Regions from separate parts of the Mus musculus genome. Here region 1 is linked to region 2. Evidence: chromatin loops called from intact Hi-C (ENCODE). Cell type or tissue: left cerebral cortex. All regions are shown on one strand.

What was found. A loop is a pair of places that touch in the nucleus more often than their neighbours do. Peaks named below come from ENCODE experiments on the same cell type or tissue, not always from the same donor. Only the 100,000 strongest peaks of a DNase experiment are listed, where the experiment ranks them.
Region 1: a loop joins it to region 2, with 4 times the contacts of the local background. A loop is called at or near these places in 5 of 42 quality-filtered maps.

What each region holds. Positions count from the first base shown.
Region 1 is chr8:67,442,302-67,450,301 of GRCm38, forward strand. No RefSeq gene overlaps it. Among named protein-coding and RNA genes, the nearest start is that of Nat1, 45 kb to the right of the region's middle. In left cerebral cortex, no CTCF peak of the experiment used is centred here; a DNase peak (open chromatin) is centred at 3,828; H3K27ac peaks cover 1,512 bases.
Region 2 is chr8:67,701,530-67,709,529 of GRCm38, forward strand. All of the region lies in intron 15 of Psd3 (pleckstrin and Sec7 domain containing 3), which reads right to left. Among named protein-coding and RNA genes, the nearest start is that of Gm32888, 160 kb to the right of the region's middle. In left cerebral cortex, no CTCF peak of the experiment used is centred here; DNase peaks (open chromatin) are centred at 3,549, 5,400, 5,585 and 5,933; H3K27ac peaks cover 4,408 bases.

The DNA of each region.
Region 1 (8,000 bases), 260 kb before region 2:
TCTACCCCTGTCCTAAAATCGTAATATTTATGACAGGAAAGACAGTGGAGAATTGTAACTACACCTGGTCAGACTTAATTACATAATAATGTCTGTTCTTTAGGCTCATTTGAATTCCCAAAGGAGTTAGCAGGCTGGTTTCTGCCATTGAATAACCTTTATCTTTCCTTTCTCCAGTCATACTGAGCTAGTGGGTAACTTTTAACTGTTAAAATTATCAGGAAGGCAAGGATATAAAAATGAAATGTGTAATAAAGATCACTTGGTTCAGGTCATTCACTGGACACTCACTTACACTGAGGGTTGACTCAGACCCTTTCCCTAAAATTCATCAGATTTACTATAAGTGCCTCGGGAAGACTTGGCATCTCTTGAGTCTCTTCTCTAGATTCTGAACCATTAACAAGACATTAGATTAGCTGAGCCTATGTCTCTGTCTCTGGTCCATATTCTTACCATATTCTTACCATATTCTTACTTTCAAGGTGGGGCACGTGTCCTGCCTTCAGCTTCCACTTTAGTGAAGATGCCTTCCCATCTTCCTGGAGAACACTCCAGGTGGGAAGGTTGTTTAGCTATGGAGAGAGCCAAGCAAGCTGGGATGTCTCTATTACAATTGAACTAAAGATTTGGAGGTAAAGCTATGTATAAGATGATTACTTTGCTTCCTAATAAGCATGGCTTTGTGTTATTTCAATCCTCCAACCTACTTAAAAACAAACCCTGGAAGAAAGTCATGGTGCTTCAGGAAGAGTTATCTCTATCTTTATGTATTGTCTAAAGCTTTGTATCAATATTCCAAGAGTTTCTCTCATTATGCTTTTTTCTTTTGTTTTAAAAATTATAAAGTTTGGAAGGAAGAATGAGAAATCAGAGGTAGTTTGTTGTTCTGGGCTAATAAAGATAAGGATATTTGTGCCAAGTCTCCTTGAATCTGATTGATGAGCAAACTGATTTAAAAAGCTGATTGAAGTTGTGTTTAAAACCCCGCCTCTCTACTATCGAATGTAGCCTCCATGTGTGCACACAGGGAATTCTGACGGTATGAGCAACTGCTCTAATGTCTGTCTCTATTTACAGTGACCTTTCAGGAGAGTTTAGCCATGAACAGAATAAAGATCATTAAGAATCAGGTCCTGGAAGCAGACATAATCTCATCTAAGCAGTCACTTGAAAGCCTCCCTAATAATTCTCTAATTCATTGTTCTAATTACGGTAGCATAATATGTTTTAAATTACATACTGTTCTTTCTCATATGAGTCCCTTAGAGACCCAACCTCATGGAACTTTATCCTCTAAAAACATTGTTATCACTGGAAAAAGGAAAGACTTAAGTTCTCTAAGGAAGTGAGGGGTGTAATAACAAAATAGAAACACATAAATAAATTTGGCTGAGAGGGAGTTTCAGAACAACGTCCATGCTCTATTTTTCTGCTAGTTGTGTGGTGATAATGCAGATCAAACTCAGGGCTCTGCATATGCTGTATAAATAAGCGTTCTGCTGCATAACTACACCCTCAGCTCCTCCAGTTTCCTGAACTATGTTATTGTGACCTAATGCTATGCCAGAGGGCCCAGTTTTTGCTGGTGGAGGTAACTATTTGGGTCCATCCACCTTGTAAGGCTCCCTCACTCAAAGACAGATAAACTATTTACTTTGATATTGACAAGCCACAAAATGGAGACAGAAATGCTGAGAAATGTGCTCAATTGGCAGATGCCTGGTACTAGGAAGTCAATGCTACTGCAGGCAGAAACTAGAGCCTGGGGTAATGGCAAGATCCATAGTCACTGTCAGCAACTGTCAGTGTCTATCATCCATACCTCAGGACAGCCTAGCACAGAATGTCAAAACACAGACTGGATGCTGCAGAAGAGAAACTATACTCAGTGATCTGAAAGGCTGGACACCAAAGTACAGAATTATTATTACTACTACAGAACACACAGAGCCCAGGCCCAGCCCCGACCCCTACCCAAGTCATCTGTGACGTTTAAGATACATTTTCATTACTCCTTATGGTCATTTGAATGAGAATGCCTCCCCTCCAACATAGACTGATTATTTTGACCCCTTGGTCTGTAGTTGGTAGACCTGTTTGGAAATAATTAGGACTGTAGTCTTGTTAGAGGAGATGTGTCATTTGAGGGTAGGTTTCAAAAGCTTATACCATTCCCAGTTAGGCCCACCCTTACTCTCTCCTCCTTACCCCCTTTTCTCTCAGATCAGGATGTAAGCTCTCAGCTGCTGCTCTAGCCCCATACCTGCCTGCTTTTCATCATGCTCCCTGCTGTGATGATCATAGACTCTAACTCTTTGGAAACATGAGTCCCAATACATGTCTTTTAAGGTGCCTTGGTCATATTGTCTCTTCACAACAATAGAAAAATAATTAAGGCATACCTATCTCCAAAAATGAGGAATAGTTATGGAGAAATTCTAACACTCCATGTCAACCTCTAGCTTCCACACAGATAAGGGCAGGCAAGAATAGTAATATTGGTACACACAAACACACACACACACACACACACACACAACACACACACACACACACACACACACACACACCACATACAACAATCTTATAAGGTGGGCTATGTGAGTAGGTCAGTGGTAGAGTTCTTTAACATGAGTGAGGGCTTAGATTCCATTCTCAGCATTAAAATAAAATATAAAATTTAAGTAGAGGCTACTCTGTAAATTACATTTACAGTATTCTTAGTGGCAATATTTAGAGAAGCATTCATTTGCTTTCTTACTTTCCTCCCAAAGACCTCCATATATAAGCCTGACTGCAAAGACCAGAGAGATAACCCTTCATCACCTGTCTACTGTTGTTTATAAGAAATTGGCCTGAGCCAATCATAATTGGGGGAATCAGTTTCCATATGCCATGCATTTCACACTCCCAGAATTTGGGATGGGATTCAGTAACCTGTAAGGGTTAAATAGATTATCAATAGATGTGACTAGAGTGACCAACTTGGTCTTTCTTGGTTTTAATTCCAAAATTCATATATATTCTTCAAAGCCCATGAGTCTTAGGTAACTCCAATTATCTTGTATTCTCAAGTGAGATGGGCAATCTTCAGATCCTGTGATAATTTAAGACAAGAGATTCTCAAGGGCCCAAGGTGAAGAAGGTAGGGCTTAGAGATGGAGTGAGGTTCTACCTCTTACATTCTCCAGGCTGAATTCAGGGTGTATGACATAAGTACTTCTCAAACTTGGAAGCATATGCAAGTCACTTAGTTAATACATGGATTGACTCATTCAGTGTGAGATAGGTCCTAAGATTTAGTACTTCTGGTTTACAGACAGCACACACAAGCACAGGCTCTATTTAGTTCAGGTGTGGTCCTGGGCCAGCCAGAAAAAAACAAAGACAACCAAAAATTAAAATGATCATGATAGAGGGTTCAATGACCTTCAACACAGTGTCTCCTCAGCAGAGTTATTGTGGTAGGAGTTCTATGTGCTTGATAGTGCCTCTGCTTCTGCAGATAACTGGAATAAAGTCAGCAAACAACAGCCCCATGCTGCCTTCCTGAGCACAGAAAGCAGCACAGGGAGATGGGCTCATTGACTTTGTTCCAACATAAGTCTGTTCCAGAAAGGACGTCAAATGCCATTCTCACTAGTCCAACATAATTGTTCTGGAAACCTGGTTCTTCAGCTATCACCCTTGTCTAATTCTGAATTATAAATAAATGGAGATTTAAAATATAAAATACTCTGGCCACTGCACCACCTACCCGAGAACAAATGGAAATACTTTCTGTTCCATAATTCATTAGAAACCAAGACTCCAGGTTGTGTTCTCTGATTTTGGCTGAAATAGCCCCATATTTTTTCCAAAACACCACCCCCACTGTGCTTAGTCATATTTCCTTGTTCAAAACCAAGTAATTCGTATGTTCCAGATAAAACTGTGCTCCTTTCTCACTATTTGTCTTCCTACAGGGAATCTCCATGACCACCTTCTCTTGTGTCAACCAAACCAAATAGGATAGCATTCTAGGTCTAAATCCAAGGCATTGATAATGGTTAAAAAGAATCAAGTCCAAGTTTACAAGACATTTTAACATAGACTTGATTTCTTTTCTCCCAAACACCCATAAGCTATACTGCCCATAGCACACATCATGAGACTTATATCTCTTTTATATCTGTGTATTATCTTTCTACCTAGACTTAATACTAAGGGCAAGAATCACAGAATATATGCATGCATATGTAATTTTATACCATGGTAACTGACCATTCAGAATCATCATAAGAAAGTGTTGTTCCCTATTAAATTATATAACCCACGAACAGGGAGTCTTACAGAATATGTTCCCTGAGATTTTAGGCACTTTCTCTATTATAACTAGAGTTTTAGTTGCCTGCAATATATCTCCATATTCTTTACTTAGTCTTGGATCATCCTCAAAGGCCTATTTTCATTCTCGTCTATTCAGTGGGTCCCAGCCCAGCCATCATTACATTTTCAATTTCTTACTTTGTCTAGGGCTCACTGTGTACATAATCTCTTATGTAGATAGTACCTATGGTTCTGCCCAACTCTCCCTTCATATTGCCACATCTTATCAGCATCACTCAGCTCCATCATGGCGCCCAGAGTATGAAATGTACTGTCCAGAGCTAAACCCAAACTGCACTGACAAAAGTAGGTCTGACAAGTCAATCTTGATTCTGGATGCGATATTGGAAGCAAAGGGGGAGGTTAATGCTGCACTTAGTTCATAATCTTATGAGACTAGGCATGTCACCTATACGTATGTCTATGTACCTCATACATGCTTGTTCCCCATGGAAGCCAGAGGAGCACATCAGATCCCCCTGGAACAGGAGTCACAGATGGTGACTGTGAAAAGCCATGTGGGAAGCTGCCATGTGGGAGCCGGTAATTGATCCCTGGTCTTTTGGAAGAGCAGTCAGTGATCTTATCAGTTGGGCCATCTCTCTAGTCTCCTAACTAGTCTTTTACCATATTAGTTCTTTTACCATATCTTAGTTCTTAAGATATGGACAGACGATCAAAGTTGGATTACATTGATCAGTCAGTGAAGGAAAGACTGAGCAACACTGGCTACACTAGTCCTGTTTGGCTGCCATCCTCAGTTTGGCTATGTCAGTTTCTAGGCTTCTAAAGAGCAGCACATAGAAGCTTCAGGATTTATTATTCCTGGGGGATGAATTTCTCTTCAGAAAACAACCTTTTCAATTGTAAGAGAAAGAGACCCAACTTATGGCTTCTCCTTATAACAGAATTATGTGTGGTAAAATTAAGGGCACATCTTGCAAACAGAAAGGTATTTGGGGGCCGGAGAGATGGGTCAGTTGGTAGGTTCTTGCTGTCTGTGCATGAGGACCAGAACTCAGAACCACAGCATCTATGTGAAAAAAACCTACCCTGTGAACACGATGCTGGAGAAGTGCTCTATCCACTCCAGTAGCGACAGGCATGACAGGCCCTGAAAACCAGGGCGCTGTCCCGAGACGAAAAGTTCATGGAAACTTAGTCTCCTGCAACCGTGGCATCCTGTATAAAGAATGCTCCAATGTCCTTGCTTTAGTTGGTAAATGGATCTGTGTGCTTTCCCTTAATATTGCTTTATTACAAGTGCTCCTAAGGATTGATATTTTGACATATAGCTAAGTTAGATTCTAGGCAGTCCTTGATCCGACCCTGGGCATGCATAGCTAAGTCACTGCCCTATGCAGGAATTTACCATTATCTAGGAAGAAGGAAGTTTGTGATCTAAGAAGGAACCACAGTAGATACTTAGAATTATAGATAGCCGAGTTACACCCATATACAAGTATTTGCAATGGCCTAAGGGGAAGGTGGACAATATAGTAGACTAGAGTAGGAACTATGGCAAGGGCACAAAGCCCTTGCCCCTGGCTTCTAAGATTAAGTGGACCTTAGGTGGAGCTGTTTTTGATCCCAGTTGTTAACATTGAATTTTATCCCAGTTGGTTCCTGCTGGTCCTTCCGTGTTTGCATTCCTCTGTTTTGAGTAAGAATCCAGTAACCTCTTTGTACCTTGCCGGTGTGTCACCCAACTTCCCTATTTTCTTCTGTATAAAAAGTTTGATGCTCGATTTGACAAATTACATTCAGGTTCTACACAATCTTGTGTGTCGCTTCTGTCATTCACCGACTCCTTGTCCACCTGCAACCAGAGACCCGTTCCACCCAGATAAGAGACCCAAAAAGGGGATAGTCTGCGGCAGAGAAGTGGCAACAGAATGAGTCTCAAAGCTTGCTACCAGCGAGGCCAGCAAATCAGTGCTCGCCAGGTTCAGTGAGACATCTTGTATAAAAATAAGGTTGACAACAACTAAGGAAGACACCCAACTCCTGACCTTCAACACATCTACACACATACACACAAACATACATACACAATAAGAAAGACAGAAAGGGAGGAGGGAAGGACAAAGGGATGGAGGGAATGAATGACATACAAAGATACAAAAAAATAGACACAGAGAAAGAAAGAGAAAAGAGAACAAGATTGGGGTGGAGGCGTGTAGAATGAGGTGGGGAGAGGAAAGAAAAATAGTACAAGCTTTTACATGGAGACCAGAAAGTAATGGAGCAAAGAGTCTTCTAAAATTCTTCTAGTGATCTCCCACACACTGGTAAAAAGTGCCTTTGTATATTGCCCTAAGTCTAAGTGCCGGGTATGTCTAATATACCTAATTTACTGAATAGAACCCCTATTTAAGTCGTGTGTGTCACCTCACAGTTAAGTGCTAAGAATGTGATATCCCTTGCAGTCTCTCCATCATCCTCTTGCTTACTCACTTTAATGAAGCTGGCTGCCATGTAGTAAGATTACCAATGGACAACTAACAAGACAAGGAACTAAGTAAGGGAAGCCACCACCCAAAGGAAGCATGGGAAGAAACTGAGACCCATTCTAATATCTATAAAGATGTCAATCCTGACAATACTCACATAAGTCTGAACATGGGGCTTTCCCTGCAGAAGCAGAAAGCTTTTTGGGTGTAGGTGTGGGCAGGTATGGGGGTAGGTGTAGGTATGGGTTGGTGTAGGTGTGGATGGATGTAGGTTTGGGTGGGTATAGGTATGGATGGGTGTAAGTGTGGATAGGCATGGGGGTGGTTATAGGTGTGGGTAATTATAGATGTGGGTGGGTGTAGGTGGCTGGGGGGGTGGGCATGGTTGTGGATGGGTATAGGTGCAGGTGTAAACATATGAGCCAGGGCACAAATATGGAAGACAGATGACAATTTTCAGAGTAAGCTTTCTTCATTTACCATGTAGGTTCCAGGGATCTAATCAGGTGATTAGAATTGGTGACAAGTGCCTAAATGCAGACACTAGTGGCCTTACCCATATCATTTCTAATGTTAAGGAACTTAGTACTATACAAATAAACCAGCTAGTAAACATATAGAGAAAAATAATAGATGAATCAAAAGAAGAAAATAGTTTATCCACTGATGATGATCATCCCTTAGACCACCCTAGAATAGCTCCTCTCATTAAAACTCCCATCTGTTAGTGTACTTTAGTCAGTCTTGTTCTTCTGCCTGAAAGAATCTGCATTAGTATTTGGATCTACACCTATACATAATGCTCATAGTCCTTTGAGGATTTAAATCTTCATTAAGGCACATAGGCATTAACATTGAATCCTGATTAAAATGTACATACACACAGTGAGTTGGGTTGAATATCCAAAATTCAGAGCTAAGATTTGCTTAAATTGTTAAGGGCTTGTGATAAAGTAGCACAGGATTGGAAAGATCCTGAATCAGAAATGAGTATTTGATAAAAAAAAAAAAAAAAAACCTTTTACAAATCAAATTGCATAGTCCAAAATAGACATGATGATTTCATATTTTTTTAATTTTTTAACTTTATGTTTACTATGAAAAAGTAGAGAAATAAAAACACAAAACAAAAATGTAGCCATTAATCCATCTCACTCTCTGATGTAAAGCATGGTC
Region 2 (8,000 bases):
CAGATCTATATTTCAGAGCTGCAAGATCACCTTTCTTACTCAAAGCTGTCCCAATAGTGTAGACAGATTTCCAGCAGTCTAGACTACATGACCTAATTCACTGCCTGATAACAACCTCAGATGGGATTTCTACAAAGTACAAGAGGGGAAAGTACTTAGGTGCCCAAATGCATACGTGTTGTTTCTGGGAGATAGGCCAGCAAGTTTTCTCTGATAGTTTCTTGGAATTAGCTGTTTTCATGAAGCTTCTATCAACACCAAGTGCAAAGGACAATTCAAATACGAGTGGCCTTTTAAAAGCTAAGATAATTTCTTCAATCTGTAACCTCTTTAGCTTTTACTATTTTTATTATGCTTATCCTTAATTCCCTGTAAAAAAAATCTTTCTCCAGTTTGTAGGAAAACGCTATTTCCCTTTGTAGCAAGGTCTATGAGGGCTGACTCAAAAATACTGTGTAAGCCCATGTATGATGCTACTTGGATTAAATGTTAATTACTCTCTGAAAACAAACAAACAAACAAACAAACCAAAAAACAAACCTCAGCAACTGATACTTTGAAACTCATTTCATCAAACCCACATATAAGCGTAACTGCATCTGATGGTTTCCCTTCTCCCAAGCCCTGCTCAGAATCTCTCATCTCATTTAATATAACAGTGTCTCCTCCCTCTGTTCTCTAATATAGGAATGCAATTGACACACCCCCAATGAAAGCCATGTTGCTTTGTAACACTAATTGCTCATGTATATTCACAGCCCAATGCTCCTGAAACCACATCCTAACATCTTGTTTTATGATAGAGGTAGGGTAAAAGGTCATCTTTAGACAAAATAAGCAGTAACATACACACAAAGCAAAGTTTGCTTCTCGATTTCTATACAGGAAAGTAAAGAAATAAACGCCATATCAAAAGAAACAGAGCAAGGAGTTTGCAAAGTGCTTGTTTATTCAAGTACAGACTTGTTATCTCCAGTCTGCTTTCCTGAAGGTCATGGCAGAACTGATGTGCAATTTACTTTCTTCATGACCACTTAGCTTACTATTGCTAACTTCAGAAAGCAGCAGTGGGCAGATCAGACTCCTAACATGAAAGAACCTGAGGGTTTTCACCCCATTCTTCTTATATAGTAGGCACCTATCTGCACACTTAGGTAAGCCATTATCTAAATACAGTAAATACTATACATTTTCAGTGTGCATACCTTGCATTCTGGGAAAACTAAAAAACTAATAATGTCTGCACACTTTTTTTTTTTGATTCAGTATTGATTTTGGCTTTAATGTTCTCTAATGATCTTAGTGACATGTGGTTTCTAAAATAATTAGAAATGAAAACCTTTTTTATAATGATATAAGCAGAAGTCAAAAGCTTGCACTAACACACACAAAAGGTATTGTGCCTACAGTGTTTTGAGAGTATCACCTGTTATCATTCTATGGTCCCTTCCTTGCCCTCTGCAACCATAAAATAAAGCTTACTTAGAAAATAAAATACTAAACATTGTGTTCTAAGAGAAATCTCAAAAAATGACTGTCTAGCTTCAACCCCAAAACAGGATAACCAATGGTGTGTGGCTGTGCCTATTCTCAATGTTAGCACCCAGGCCTCCTTGTAACAGTTTTGACCATAAATGAGTATAAAATTAATCAATGGTGAGAAATTCACCTTGACTGATGACTGGATTACTGGAATTCAAGAATTTATTGTTCAGGAAAGTGAAACAAGTTGTATCTTGAACCATAGGTATACAAAACTAATCTACTTGCTCAAGATATAAACATTTGAACTAGAGAAATACTGCTTGCTATTTCTGTAAATTTTCCCTTTACCTCTCTAAGACAAAAACTTTACCTTTAAAAAAAAACCCAACATATAATACACTCATGTTAATAATCTTTTGGATTATATTTTGATTTTGCTTCTGATTCTATAAGAATTAACTGAAGTTATCCACTGTATCCTTAAAAATATGTTTTTTGCTATCAGTGTGTGTTTATGTATGTGTGTGTGTGTGTGTGTATGTATGTGTGTGTGTGTGTGTGCGTGTACATGTTCATGCAGTAGGCACACTGCACATGTACATAAGCCACAGTTTGACTTGACGTTCTCCCTCGGTCCTCTTATGAGACAGTCTCTAACGGAACCTGGATCTCACTTGTTTAACTAGCCTGGCTGACCAGTGAGCTCCAGTAATCTGCCTGTTTCTACTCCCCAGTAGGTGGAGGTTCATATGCTTACTTGTTCCTTGCTTTTACAAAGGTTCCAGGAATCTAAACTAATATGTGCATGCTTGCTTGGCAAGAACTTTGCCAACTAAGCCATCTCCTCACCCCCAGTTTCCAGAGTGCTTCACTACAGCTTGTCTGTCACAACTACACAGTACAAAATCCATCAGTGTAAGTCATGATGGGCAGATCAGTCTCTTTATGCTCTAGGCATTCCTTAAAGCATAACCTGAGCAAGCTTTGATGGGTACTCTGGTCCAAGCTACCCTATCCATTGCCCACTCACTACAATAGATTCCCATTTCATTATTCTTTGAAATTGAAGCATTCTATACCCTTTGAATACAGGTTGTCCTCTCAAAAACTTATGTTGAAATTACATTCCAATTATGATATATTAAAAGGTAGGGCCAAGTGGGACCTTTAGGAGGTGATAAAGAGCCTGTCCTCTCTAGTGGATTAATGGATTAATGCAGGTAAATGGGTTTATCTTATGATCAAATCTGTAATCAAAGTTAATTTGGCCAAGTTTTTTACACACATGATGCAAACTGTCTCGCAATACCCTATGCTTGGCTGATTGGAACCTGCTAGCAAAGTGGGTCCAGATACAGCCTTTAACCATGAACCACAGCCATGAGCCAAAATGAATCTCTTATTTACTTACTCAGACTGTGTCAAATTATCAGCAACAGAAACAAAGGAATGTAAGTACAGCACGCAGTATTTGTAATTGTGTGCTCTGCATGTGTATTCATTGATCATCATTGTTAACTTGACTGAATCTGGAGTCAAATAAGTCATACTTCTGTGTAAGTCTGTAAAAGGCATTTTCTGGAAGGATTGACAGGAACAGGGAAGGTGTCCCTGATATAAGGAGGTTAGAGGGAAACACTGTTCTTCTTTGACTGCTTGCCTTGGCCTCTTGCTGGTGAACCTATCTATTCTATAGCTGCTGTCTATCACTGCTGCTTCCATCAAAACTCAGTTCTTCAGCCTTCAAGTATAGACAATAGTCATAGTTTTTAAGAAGCCCTTCAGGTCTGCAGCACAGGGGACTTCTGAGGCATCCAGTCTTGTGGGCCGAGAAGCAACTAGATTCTCAGTCATTCTAGCTTGCAGGCTGTTGTCCCACGTGTCCAACAATGGCTCTCTACCAATGGGTGATCCAAGAATCCAGTAGTTGTTCGGTCCATGAGGCTGTATGTCTCAGCTTGTCTTCAGTTTATGCCAGAACCCTAAGAAGTAGGCTCCGGTACCAGTGAAGGAATGGACTCGCTAGGGAAAGTGTTAACAAGCAGGAAAGGAGCTAAAGCATCCTTTCCATGTTCTTTATGTAGGCTGCCAGCAGAAGGTGTGGCCCAGATTCAAGGTAGATCGTCCCCCCTCCAAAGATCTGGATTAAAGATATATCTTCCCACTTCAAATGATTTAATTAAGGGAAAAAAAAATCCTTCACATGGGTACCCAGCTGCTTGAGATTTAGTTCACTGCAGATGTAGTTAAGTTGACAACCAAGAATAGCCATCACACTTATATTCAGGAATTCATTTCTGGGATCTTTTCTGTTTTACTGAACCACTCCCCCACAACTGATTTTTAATAGATACATCAGTTTCACGTTAAGTTTTTGTTGTCTGTTTGTCTGTATTCATGTGCTAAGGATTAGAACCAAGACCTTATGTATAACTGGTAAGCACTCGATGACTGAGCTGTGCCCTAGCTATCAGAACTGCACAGTTTTGATTAGTACAGAGCTTTGCTTTTTGAGAAAGCGTCTTGCTACAGTGCCATAGGCTGGTCTTGACTCTGGCTCACACCACATCTTTCTCCAGATCCTCCAGAACTATAGGCAGATGACTCCCAGTCTCTGCTAATCATACCCCTCCCTTTTTTCACTCTCATCTCCTTTTCCTTTGGATGCCATGTTAAGCAAAAGGAAAGCGACAGTCATTAAAGAAGACGCTTTAGGAACATATGCACAGCTGATTAAGAAAAGACTTAGGGTTTGAGTCAGTTCAAGGAAATAACTGAATGCTTAGTCTGTCTTCTCAAGGCAAGGCACTAACTTCTCCTTAAATGAAGCTCAAAGAATGTGTTTCTAGGCCTTTCTTCCCTTTGCTGGCAACTGTAATCAGTGAGAGATTAAACTTCAAGACTTCTTAGTCTTTTTGCATTGTGTAATACAATATGGAATTACAAATAACAAAGATTCTTGATTCTATTATTACCTGAGATGAACATCTAGATATTGCTGATTTTTGGTCTCTATCTTTGTACATAATTTAAGATAGCTTTCAACTAAAAGGGAAAAAAAAGTTAAATTTCCAGGAATTCTATTAACTTGTGCTATTTTGGTTCCTCAAGTCCAAACACATGACACTATGTCTATGATGCTGTCTTCAAAGGAGGTAGCATTCAGTTCCAGGCTAGACCCAGTTACAGAGACAGACTGGGGTACCAATTATCTCTAAGTAGGTTAATGGGATTTCTCTTTATTAGTCACTAGGGAGCTAAAGGGAAATAACTCTTGTCTTTGTACTTTAAGAACAAGGAACTTAGTATCTAGATAATGTTTCAAAGGTGGGTTGCTTTGTGGCTCTTGGCAGGGGGCTGGAATGGGCCTTCCATTGCTCTTAGGAATGGGAAGCGTGTCAGTTGCAGAGCTCCTGTTCTGGAAATTACTGGTACAGTGTTGAGAAATGAAAAATGAGCAACATGAGGAAGTAATCAGAATTTTATCAAAAGGAAATATATCAAGCTAACTACCCACTAACAACTATGAAACAAAAATCAGACAGTGCAATGGAAGCTTAGCCAATTCTAATTAATACTGTGTGGCCTTCAGACACTTTCCCGTAATGACTGTAGGCAATGTATTCTTGTCCTTAAACATACCAGCTTGAGAAGAAATAAAGTCAATTTAATTGACAAGACAAATACAAACTCAGGAAAGAATGCATCTTTAAGAATGCCCCAGATTTTTTAGATTTAATATATTCTCTCTTAAAATATTGTTATGTCTTGTTAGAGTAGACATTTGTTGTTTCTAAAATTGACTTCTGCAGGCATGTGGCCTGTGTGGGTCCTCCTTGTGTTAAGTCATGAGCATATGCTACTCTGGGTCACAATTTTATGAGAAGGGACTCAGTTGAACTCCAGCCCACTAAGTCAAGGAAGCTTCTAAGGCCTGGTTTCAGTCATAAGAGAAGCTGACACTCTTATGATTAATACAAATGTGAGAACACATTAACCAGCAAGTGTCTTCCTTCTAAGCACAAAGGAACATGTTTCTATCAGTTTTGGGCCACTATAAATATCCAAGAGTAAGTAACTTCTAACAGAATTCTTTGACTCATTCTCTGGAGATTGAGAAGTCTAAGAGCATTGCCTTAGCACTTGGCTAGGGCCTTTGGTTGCTGTCATCTGATGGCAGAAGGAGGAGAAGGAGGAGGAGTAGGAGCAAGAGGGACAGGAGGGTGCAAAACACAACAAGCTAAGGACATGTTTAGTTTTCTAACAAAGCCCTTCTCAGAGACCTAACCTTGTCTAGGGCAATGACTGCAATCTACCTGTCAAGGCAGAGCTGTCATGACCTAATGAGTTCTTCTGGCTTATGTATGACACATGCATTTAGGGACTTTCAAATGACAACATTCCACTTTTACTTTCTAAAATTCAAGTTTTTCTCACAATGCAGAATACTGAATCTCTTTCCCAGTTTGCATGCTCCTTATGTGGGGTATGTTCTGACAAGCCTGGCATAAATTTAAAGTAAGCCAAATATATACTCAATACTCTAACCTAGCAAATACCACAGCTCAGCAATGTCTTCAGTCTAGAATCTCATGTAAGTAAGATATGGGTGGTACTCAAAGCATAAATTCATTTTAATTGAAGATGTATCTTCATCAGAGAGGTTGTGATAATCACCAGACTTCACAAAATAAAAGATACTTTATTCTCCTTCTAAGGTATTTATTCCTTTTCTAGGCATTCTCTTTCTAGGATATAGAAACACATGAAAAATGTTTTGTTGTGCTCCCATGTGAGTGCAAATTCAACAGGGAAAACAACATTAAATCTTAAAGCTGGAGAAATCTCAACTTCATGTCCTGTCTCCTGGCCTAGGGATGAAGGCCCCTGGCCAGTAATATTCAGCCTCAATCCTTTGCTGTGCTTAGTCTAGGCAGCAAAACCACATGGAGGTTGGAGTCTAATGCCTAAAGTTTTCCTACACTGGTATTTGCATACCAGTAGCTTTATAGTTGTGGAGTCTTGAGGACTTCCCCTCTGAAGCACCAACAAGTATTTCTCCTATGGCGACTCTGTAGAGGGCCTGATTTCACACCTATACTAGACATTATCTTTGTTGGGGCTCTGAAGTGGTTGCTTTTCTATGACAAATCTCCACTGAGTGTCCTCCAGATTCCTTTGAAATCTCAGTGGAGGAGATGATGGAAGCTCTTTCATTTCACATACCCATAGAGTTGGTACTGTAAGGAAATTACCAAAGCTTATGACTTACATTGTCCAAGTAGAGGATGAAGCCATAGTTGTGGCTGAGAGATGCTACACAGGAATTTGTGATCCCCCCCCCCGACATGCTAAGATCCTGTGGTACCCTCTTTAGAAGTTAGTAGTCAAGACTACTGGAGCTGTGATCTTCAGACATCTGACATAGCCTTGGTGTCTCTTTACCATTGTTCCAATGACCTCTTCTATGTAGGCTAGCCTCTCCAGCAACTAGCTGCTTGGCTATCCCTGTGGTTGTGTTCCTAAATAGGACTCTTCACACTTTATAGGATCATGCTGTAACATTTCCAAATCTTTTTTTCTCTGCTTTCATTTGATGATTAAATTCTGTCTTTAATTTTGGTCCTCTTTCATCTTACTATATGTGATTAAAGGTTGCCAAGCCACTTCCTCAATATTTTGCTTACTAACTTCTTCTATTATTAGAATTTATCAATTTTGAATCAGCCTTTTCGAATGGCCTAGGCTACAGACAACTCTGCTTTGCACCTATTTACCAAGCATGGCTTTGACTCCTTGTCTAGTACTAATTATCATTTCTGAGACTTTGTGCTTCTTGACTGTCTCTGTTATGCCAAGTACTACTGAAGTACTCTCTGGGAAACACGAGGCACACCTTAGTTAGCTTCCTTTCTCAGAGCCCTTAACAGAATTATTTTTATGCTTCACTCCTGACAATTGGGCCTTCCCTGCATTTATCTCAGAACTGTCATTGGCTACCCATTGCCCAATTCCAAAGTCACACCCACATTCCAGCCATTTGTTAAAAAAAAAAGTTTTACTTCTCTGTACTTGCTGTCTATCAATCTATGTGGTTATAGAGAGTGGCTGAGGAGGGAAGTTTATGATGAACAAGGAATTATGAGTCTTCATGTAGTACTATACTAGAGTGCAGGGCAGAAGGCAAGGGCAGCCAGGAGTGAGTGAGCAACATTGAGCTGAATTCACTTATTAGGACCTATCACCCAACAGAATTGGTTAAATTTATGACACACTAATTTCATGTGGCACTCAAACTATATTGGGATGGTGAATTCTGAAGCCAGTATTCAACAACTCAACTAGAGTTTCAGTCCTAAATGACTGGCTGCAGTCTCAGTAACTGGGTTTGAGGCTTGGACACCTTTAAGCATTAAGACAGACGTGGAGCCATCGGATGCAACGTGATGGAGCCCGCAGGAAGGAAAGAGCTTCTTTTGCTTAAGTGAATTGACACTGCAATCAAAGCACGTGTA